Linked DNA regions of Mus musculus: regions 1 and 2 are each linked to region 3. Evidence: chromatin contacts called from ENCODE POLR2A ChIA-PET data. All regions are on one chromosome and are shown on one strand. Each heading gives the region's core, a stretch centred on a gene start or an enhancer-like site at or near the end of the contact. The rest is flanking DNA. Distances are from core to core; before and after follow the strand shown.

Region 1 (3,273 bases), core at 466-2,965, 84 kb after region 3:
AAGGCTGGGATGCTGGGGCTCAAGTGAATCATTTGTGGAGCATGCTTGAATGCAGAGCCTCAAGGGGGTTGACTTGACTCTGGAAGACAGAGATATTAGTAGCACAGAACGTCCCAAGAAAGCACCAGTGAAGTAGTGTGGTCAGTCACCTCTCCCTCATTAGTCACCAGTTTGCAATTGGAATTTGGTTTCTTCCGGATGGGTAGGACCAGCGAAATATGGCTTTCTCTTTCCTCCAATACTGTACTATATTATGTGTCAGATAAGATAAATATCTACCAGATAAGATAATTATGAGATAGGCTAGGAGATAAGTACTGGCTTGGGAAAACCTACCTGATGGCCTGTGGAAGCCTCACAACCACGGATCTGTATAGCTGCAGCAGCATCGTGGCAAGACCTACAACAAGAAGATAGATTCTAGGTTTCAAACCAAGAAAACCCCATGTTTGGGAGACCTGAGAGTGCATGGTCCAAATGTGTTCTTAAGAGTACACTTGGAGCACTTCAGAGACACACTGTGCCGAAAGGAATGGGGGTGGAGTGGGGATGGAAAGGTACAGAGGCTTCTAGAAAGAACAATGCCCCAGGCAAAGGGACTAAAGGACAGATTAGAGGTTTGCCAATTTTTTTTCTAATGATGCTGTGTATTGAACCTAAGGTCTTGAGAATATTATAACTCTACCACTGAGTCATATCCTCAGCCCCTATTTTATAATTACTTCTAAATTGAGACTGATGAAAACAGACAAGAGGTGGCTGCAACCTAATGGGGTGAAGGAGCCAGAATCCTGGAAGCAAACTGCCTGGGGTTTGCAAAACCAGGCCTTGTCATTAACCAGCTCCCATGGCAACACAGCGGGCCTCTCTGAACTTGTATCCTCATCTCTACCCAGAGGAACTGATACGAAGAGTAAACAAGTAATAACATTCACTCAGACCTTTCCTCTTTTCTCCCTCCACCCTTCTAAAATAAATACCCCATCTGAGAACTGAACCTCAATTCAGAGTCTCCACCCTGACCTCGTAGTCTATGGCATTCTAGTGATCTCAGCAAACTGAGCAGAGTCAATGGCCAGGGTGTCAGGGGATGGGCTAGAGAAGGAAGTTAATTTTTCTGCTCTCTGTCCTGCTGAGGTGTCTTCCTCACAACCTAGTGCCTCTCTGACCTAGGATGGTCAAAGTGGAGAGTAGTAAGAAGCCGCTGGTTGCTGAGATGCTAGGGATGGGACTCTTACAAATGGCGAAGGAAGATGGAAAAGGCGAATTTTTCTCCTCTTTACGCCTGGGCCACGGGGATCCCTACTCTTCCTGCCATCTACTCTTAATTTCAGCAACCTGCTTTTTACCAGCCCCGTTCCAGGTTTGGGAGGAGCGGCCTGCTAAATACCGAAATGCTACTCCGTGGTGCAAGAGTAGTCCTTACTCTCTGAGACACTTTAGGTAGGAGGGTGTGTCTGTCCAGAATTCGGACAGAACACCAGCCTGCGACCCCAGGAGCACACCGACATCATATATGGAGATACTGGTTCTTTTGCTACTGCTAAGATTTGGAGGTTGCTCCAAGTTACTCCAAGATTTGGCGGCACTGGCCGCCTTGGTCCCACCGTTGCCCTCCCTCCTTTCTCTCCCGGTCGCAGTCCCCTTACCCGGCTGGATGTCGGCAGCGGAACAATTTCACCCGCCCCGTGCAGGGCTAGAGCGGCCCAGAGCGGAGGGGCGGGGCGGGGCGGGGCTCGGCCGTGACGTGTACAGTTTGTGCAGGCGTCCTGACGCCCCTCGCCGGCTCCGCAGCTATTGGCCCCTAGCTTTGCAGCTGCTCTTGACGAGGACTGTCAACTGTCGCCCGGTCGCCGGGTCGCCGGGTCGCCGGGTCGCCGGGTCGCCGGGTCGCCGGGTCGCCGGGTCGCGGGGTTGCGAAGCTGGGGGGCGGGGCGTCGCCGGGTCCTGGATGGTACAGGCCTCTGCCTCCCGGGGACCGGGGTCACACACTGGTGACCAGAGCAGACCGCAGCTCCGTAGGGAATTGTGAGGCACAACTGATGCTCTGTATCTAGACAGTGGAAGGTGACAAGGCCTTGAAAGGTGGCCACGAGAATGGGGACCACATTCCCGGGGAAAACCCAGGGTTTTGTCCCGCGCCTCGGTAGTTCGGTGTTGCAACGTTGAGTCCTAGGGAAAGCAAGGCCAGGAATAACGGCAGAAATGATGCCCAAAATAGTGGCTCAACGATTCCCAGAGTGGATTTCTGAAGTGTGAAAACAGCAATACCGAAAAACCATGTTTTATTTGAGACAAGGTCTCACTATGTAGCTCTGGCTGGTCTGAATCTAGCTTTGTAGACCCTGCTGATCCGGAACTCCGGAGGTAGATTTGTCTGTCTCTGCCTCGAGTACCTCACTTAAAAGCATGCACCAAAGTCTGCGTGATGAATTTTTTAAAAAGCGTCTACTTAAACAAGAAAAAAGGGCAGTTTAACAAAAGTATAAACATTGTAGTCTTGTATATAAAAGGTAAAGGACAATGATAGAAAAATTTGCTATTACTCTTAATCATTTACTAGAGATTGAAATTTTGACATTCACTTTGGGCTCCGGGAACAAACATTCATAGACTGCCCTCTAGAGACCAGAGGGTTGAGCTACAGTCGCATCAACTTAGAACAAACTTTTACATCTGGAAGTTCATCTTTGTCCATTTATGTTTTTTGATTGTTTTTGGTTTTTGTTTTTTGAGGAATTGGGCTAAGAATCCTGAACAGGGAAGTGTACTCAGAAAAGGGGACGTGATAGTGAATAGGTGATATTGACTCTAACGTTTTTGGGAGTGGAAAGGTTTTCAGCCTTTGCAGATTATCATCCGAAAGGTTGGTTCTGTTTTTGTTTTTATTTTTTGAGGCAGGGTTTCTGTGTAGCCCTGACTGTCCTAGAACTTACTGTGTAGACTAGGATGGCCTGGAACTCACAGAGATCTGCCTGCCTCTGTCTCCAGAGTGCTGGGATTAATGTAAAGGGCACATCCAGGCCCTGTTGTTGAAAATAAAGTTTCAGTTGGTGTTACAGTGCCAGAGTATGATTCCAGCTGAGGCCGGCCATGATTGTACACAAAGACCCTGTCAAATATGTACTTGGTATGGTTTCTCCGTCCATCTACTAATGCACCACCTTTATTTTAGGGAGCTACTATCTCCTGTAGTGCAGATGGACCTCTACTTCCAGGTGTTGGGAATACTAGGTGTGTGCCACACACCTGGCTCAACCTCCACAGTCTCTT
Region 2 (3,044 bases), core at 83-2,582, 110 kb after region 3:
ACACACACGTTCCTGAATAAGTGGGCAAAGAAGAAAGGATGGTGCCAACCTTCTGGTAGCTAACCTCTCAATTCTTCCCCAAATCCCTTCAGGGATATCACCTCACAGTTCCTGGCGTGAATAGTCTGTCCCATTAACTATCTAGGAAATGCTCAAGTGCAAGTCTCACAGAAGTTTCAATAAACATGGTCCTTTTTTTTTTTTTTTTTTTTTTTTAATGGCTGGGGATTGCTTTGCCCCTTTCCATGCAAATGACAGAGTTCCTCAAATCTAGGTTAAATAAGCGTAGTCACCACAGATCACATTATGAAGTGGGAAAGACTGAGCAAAGCACTCCCAAATTTTCTTAGTTCTCTCACAGTAGATGAAATAGGAAAAACAACGAATACAATAGCAAACCTAAAGGAAACAGGAGTGCAGTCATGACTAGCTATGAGGTCAGGGTAAACTAAAGTGGTGTGTGTGTGTGGGGGGGGGGGGCTGGACGTAGAGCTGCCAGGCGCCATGGAATAATACATAATTTTACCTTTGTCTTCATTCCCTATTCCTGAAGTACCCCAAAACTTCAAATCACCACACCCAAGCACTAAAGGAACAGAAGAGTAAGGAACTTCCAAGATACTGAGCCTCCCCTCACCATCATTCCAGAAGTTCCCATTACTAATAGCAAACCGTTTCTACTTCCTTCCACTTTGGTCTTCTACATTCTTCATTGACTTCAGTGAGACCAAATCCCTCTCGGCAACACCAGTACCCCTAGTTCCCCTTTCAACAGTCACTTTCCCTGAAAAGAATGCCTCTCTCGGCTAAGAGCCCCAACAGTGGATGTCTCGGGAGACCCAGCCTCGGCTACCCTCGGGGCTGGGCGTAGCACTGTCCCCTCCACACCTCCAGCCAAATGGGCTGGCTTCCCCTCCCTCACTGCCTGGTCTCCGACCCCAGCTCCTCCCTCCTCACCGCGGTGCTCAGAGTCCCGAGGCCGGCCCTGGTCCTCACCGGCTCCGGGTCCCCGCGCCCGGCCCCCGAGCGGCCACCACAGCCAGAACCCAGCCGCCTCCCAACTAGAGGCTCGGCTCCCAGCCCTGCCGATCACCTCCTCAGCGCCCACTAGGCCTGTGGGACAGCCCCTTCGGCCCTCTCCAGGAGGTTCTGGAGCCCTGACGTCGGCCCGCCCCGCCTCTGCCACAGGCCAGGCGGCGCTCCTCTCGGGACCTCCGCCTCTGCCCTTGTGGGCTCCATCAGCTCGGTACCTGGGGCTCCGTATCCCCCGTCGGGCCCAAGCCTGTGTGGAACAGACAAACAGCTGCAGCTCAACCAAACTCCTACCCCCTTCGCCTCCTCCTCCTCCTCCTCCTCGCCGGGGCGGCTCCAGCCAATCGCAAGATCACCCGCCTACCGTGGTGGGTGGGCTATGTGAGCGTCCGCCCGCCAATCTTCTGGAGAAAGGCGGGCTCTGAGGGACTATCACCAACTAGCACAAGTGAGAGACTGGATTGGCGAGGCCGCAAGCCAATACCTACACGAGAAGCCTTGAAGATTGACGGGATAAGTAGCCATTAAAGAGAGAGCTCCTGGGAAAGGGGGCAGTGCATCACTGACAGGCATGTGCGTCAGCCAATAGAACCTCAACACCCGTGACACCCCTCCCCCGCCTCTCGACTCGTAAACATCTAATCAGGTGAGTGAAGAAGGCGGGTCAAAAGGAAATTTTAACCAGTATTGGGAAATTTCCGAATTTGACAGGCAGGCAAGGCTAGTGAAGAAGTGAAGAAGGCTTTTGGTCGGGTGTGGTGTGGCACTCCCAATCTCAGCACAGTGGATTGGGGTGGAGGCAGTTCTGAGTTTGAGGCTAACCCGGGATACTCAGTTTAACAAGACCTCAGTATAAGGGGGATGGGGAGGGGAGTAAACTGGGCTTGGTGGCCCACATGTTTAATCCTAGCAATCGGGAGGATCTCCATGAGTTCCAAGCTACACAACGATGTCCCCCCCCCAAAAAAACAAAAACAAAAAACAATGATACCAGCATTAACCTTCTCTTCTCCCCGTGCCCTGCTTTCTGTGTCAAATTAAGAAAGTAAAGACCCTGCTGGGCATGGTGGTGCACGCCTTTAATCCCAGCACTGGGAAGGCAGAGGCAAGGCGGATTTCTGAGTCTGGCCAGTCTGGTCTACAAAGTGAGTTCCAAGACAGCCAGGGCTACACAGAGAAACCCTGTCTCGAAAAACCAAAAAAAAAAAAAAAAAAAAAAAAAAAAAAAAAAAGTAAAGACCCAAAACCAGGAAATTAAACAACTTTTATCTTGTAAATTCTTTTTAGTGGCGCACTAGAGAACAGTAGTTTTGGGGTGAATTGCCATGACAACAGAAAGTGGTAGTCTGAAGACACTTTAGCCTCCTAAATATTTTCACATTGATATTTTCTGAATTGTTTGTAAATGTGAAAAAACATTTAGACAACTTTGCTGAGGATTTTTTTTTTTTTTCGGTACTGAGGATTGAACCTAGGGCCTAGAGGCAAGCTAGAGAAGCATACACTTCCGGTAGAAGACCCAAGGCCTGTTCCCAGTACCACTGCTCACAGCTGCCTGTAACTCTAGGAGAGATGATATGCCCTCTTCTGGCCTCTGCGGGCACTTGTGGCTCACATGCACACACAATTTCAAAACCAGACCAAACAAACAAAACTCTACACAAAATGGTGAACACTTCCTGGGAAATGGAGGGTTGAGACAAAGGCCCCTGAAGCCCACTCAAGTTGCTGCTAAAAGAAGGAATTGAAACAGTGTTCTGTATTGGTGTGCCTGTGTGAGTAGGGGAAAGTTGGAAGGAAGCTCTTCAGTTTCTCCATCCTTACAAACACCCCACTAAAGAGCATGGCAGGAGGGCCTGCATGTACAGAGATTAGGTGGACACATACTGCTTATTCACATTCAGAATATCACCCACACCATTTTTTCAGTAAAAAAATAAATGAAGGATAAATATGAAAGAGATTCACTCTACAGCTGAGAATATTTTCTTTTAATGAATTTACAAACTAAA
Region 3 (3,093 bases), core at 239-2,738:
ACAGGGCCGGATGCCCAGAGGCTCAGGATGGAGATAAAGGATAGAGAACTAAACATGCCTGCTCCCTGCCTCTTGAGGAGGGTGGTGGGAATCTTGGACTCTTGGGTTCCTGGTTGGTGGGGGCACAGTCAGATGGGACAGTGATCCAGTCACTCCCCTGGCCCCTCCCACTTCAGTCTCCAGACCACCCCCTCCACCAGCTGGGAGTGTTCACATCTCAAGATCCCAGGGGCTAAATTTAGGCCCAGCAACTGTGGGGGAAGCACAGGTGGTTTCTCCCACTCCCACTCTGGGGAAGGGGCAATGAATGTGCCAACCCCAAACTGAGATCTGGGGATCTGGGAAAGGGGAAAGATCAACAGGACTCTAATGATACCAATTCTAGTGCTCTTCAAGTGTCCATAGTCCCAGAGACACGGAACAGGCTCAGATGGCATTGAATGGGGGAAGGGCAGAAGTTGGGTCTAGGAGCCAGTTCACAGAGTAGAATGTTCAGAAGGTGGGAGAGGTGGCCTTAGATTGGAGAGAGAAAGAGGTCTGATTGTCCTTTCTTCCAGAGCTCCAGCTTAGGGTATATAACCTGGAAATAGTATAGTATGTAATAGATGCCCAACATGTTCACTGAATTAACCTGGGTCTTGATAAAGAGAAGTTGGTTAAGTTGGGGACCGGTTTATCTTATGGGAAAGCAGGCAGTCAGCCTCTGTGAGACCTCTCACTGATGTCACCTGGACTTGGCCCTCAGGTTAATCTCAGCCTTCTCAGGACAGCCCCACTCACGGAAGAGGAGGTGCCATTCTTGTTTTTCCAACATTAGAAAACAACAACTTCAAACCCTTGCATAGCCCCGCCCTGTCGGCAAAACAACGAAACTGGGGGTTGTTGAAACCTGGAATGGGGTGGGGGCCAGGGAACCTGAGAGCAAACGGAGACCCTTTCAAGCCAAGGCTCCTTACGTTTACAGAAGGGTCCCTGCCCACCCTCCTCCCAAGACTCTCAAGTGTGAACTACTGTTCGGCACCAACCAGATCAGAATAAAACCAATTAGAGGGTCGGCGACGCCCTGGGAATAAGGGTAGGCATACAGGAATGCAGTCCCTGACCAGCCCACTCCAAGAACTGAGGCACACGGTCCCCTCCTTGGTGGTCCGAGCAGACCCTGTACCGCACCCCCCAGTTCAAAGCGTCAGAACCCAAACTCCTTGCCCAGGGTCTGCGAGCGCTCAGATTGCGCCCCCAGCTTCCAGCCTGCTGGGGCTCCCGCGCGGCTTACCTGCCTGAGAGTTGCCCATCTCGGAACCCCGGGCCAGGCTGAGAAGGAAACCCAGCACCTGCAGAGTCCCAATCGCACTCATGATTACAGTGGAGGGTGAAGGGAGCCCAGCCGAGTCTGGCCCGGGGCCCCCAAGATTAGGAGGACATCCAGGCGACAGCCACCTGAACAGCCAGCGATTAGGTGGCCGCGGCGGCAGCGGAGGTTGCAAACTGCAACCGGAGCCGTAGTCGGAGTCCGGAGCGGGACGGCAGGGGAGGGTGTCTGTCTGGGAGGGAGGGAGGAAGGGAGGGAGGGAGGGAGTGAAGGGGGAAAGGGGTGAGTCACGGCCGCGCCCCCTCCCGTGCGAGGCTGGAGTCCTGATGGTTGTAGCCCGAGACACCCGCCCAAGCGTGCCCCGCCAGCCCACAGCTTGGCCAAGAGGGTCAAGGAGGGGTCTCACTCCAGCAATTTCCCCCGGAGATGGTTAAGAGGAGATCAAGATTCCAAACGTCCCCAGGCGGGGGAAAGGTAGTGAATGCGCGTAGGGAGAGCGCTCCGAAGCCCAGCCCCCAGAAAGCTGGCCTCGCCCATTAACCAAATCACTCAACTCCCCTAGCCGGTTGGATCACTTGAGGGATTTTTTTTTTCTTTCGGAGTGTGAGTATTTCTATTTTTTCGAGTGGGAGGTTGTTTTTCAGCCTAGCGTTCATGCCACCTCAGTTTCCCCGGGACGCAAAGCCCCGTAACTCATGTACCCAGCTCGGGAACCCGAGCCCCGGAGGCTGCGTGAAATCGCACTGTCTCCGGCCGCTTCCTCCTGCAGACCCGGCGCCGGCTCGGCCTCTCGGGGGGATTTGCCTGGGGGGCGGGGGCGGTTTCCAGCCTGGGAACAGACCCCGGAGTCCGCCTTCCCACTTCTGCCCGGGGAGGGGCTCCCGCACCTGTCGCCGTCCCCTCTGCTGCCCCCCACGGCCTCCCGAGAGAACAGCTGTCTCTGAGGGACCGACCGCGCCGTCCGGACGGCCGCGGTTCCCGCCTCTCCTCCGCGGACCCCAAAGGGCACAGCAACGCTCACCCCGGAGGCGACAGCGAAGAGGGGCGCGGGGAAGTCACCGCACATGACCCCCGGGACCCTGGGTTGCTTCGTCCCGGACGGGTCCGACTGGCGCCCCCTGGTGCCCAACTCCTTACATTTCGCATCCCTTACATTGGCATTCCAAGATTTTGCCCTGAGAATTTATGGTCCCCTCCCCCTAGGCTAAGGCTATCAGCTACACTCCTTTCTTCTCTTTTGTTTATTTTTTGGTTTTGAGACAAGGTCTCATATAGTTCATATAGCTCAGGCTGGCCTCGAATATATTATATGGCTGAGACTGTTGGCTTCCACCTCCCAAGTACAGATGTGCGCCACCATATCCGGCTCTCCTGCTACAATTTTTAAAAAAATTTGTTATCATTCCTGTGTGTATGATCGTTCGCGCTATGATATGCGTATGGAAGCTGGAAGACAACTTTGGGGGAGTCGATTATCGCTTTCCACTTTTACCGGGGTTGTGAGATGGAACTCAAGTCAACAGGCTTTCTCTGCAAACCCATTTAGGTATCTGTAGAGGCCAGAAGAAGTCGTTGAATTCCTCGTAACTGGAGTTACAAATTATTGTGGGCTGCCATGTGGGTCTAACCCTGGTTCTTTGGAAGAACAAGTGCTCTTAAACACTGAGTCATCTTTTCAGGTTCCCCCATACCTCACCCTCTTGCAATGATTCTTTAAACTTGCTAATGAGCCGAGCATGGTGGCACACGCCTTTAATCCCAGCATTCAGGAGGCAGAGGCAGGC

Evidence for each region. ChIA-PET counts read pairs that join two places held with the same protein, here RNA polymerase II (POLR2A).
Region 1: POLR2A ChIA-PET joins it to region 3 with 10 read pairs in Patski. The contact joins the promoter of Suox here to the promoter of Erbb3 in region 3. POLR2A ChIA-PET finds 5 or more read pairs at or near these places in 3 of 5 experiments (Patski and embryonic stem cell).
Region 2: POLR2A ChIA-PET joins it to region 3 with 10 read pairs in Patski. The contact joins the promoter of Rab5b here to the promoter of Erbb3 in region 3. POLR2A ChIA-PET finds 5 or more read pairs at or near these places in 3 of 5 experiments (Patski and embryonic stem cell).

What each region holds. Positions count from the first base shown.
Region 1 is chr10:128,672,203-128,675,475 of GRCm38, forward strand. It overlaps Suox (sulfite oxidase), which reads right to left and starts at 1,716. Exons shown (of 4, transcript NM_173733.3): 1 at 1,650-1,716; 2 at 337-400; 3 at 1-79. The coding sequence starts at 389.
Region 2 is chr10:128,694,936-128,697,979 of GRCm38, forward strand. Rab5b (RAB5B, member RAS oncogene family) reads right to left here and starts at 1,333. Exons shown (of 6, transcript NM_177411.4): 1 at 1,251-1,333. Cdk2 (cyclin-dependent kinase 2) reads right to left here. Exons shown (of 8, transcript NM_183417.3): 8 at 3,004-3,044. It also overlaps a transcript of Pmel not described here.
Region 3 is chr10:128,588,147-128,591,239 of GRCm38, forward strand. It overlaps Erbb3 (erb-b2 receptor tyrosine kinase 3), which reads right to left and starts at 1,489. Exons shown (of 28, transcript NM_010153.2): 1 at 1,274-1,489. The coding sequence starts at 1,355.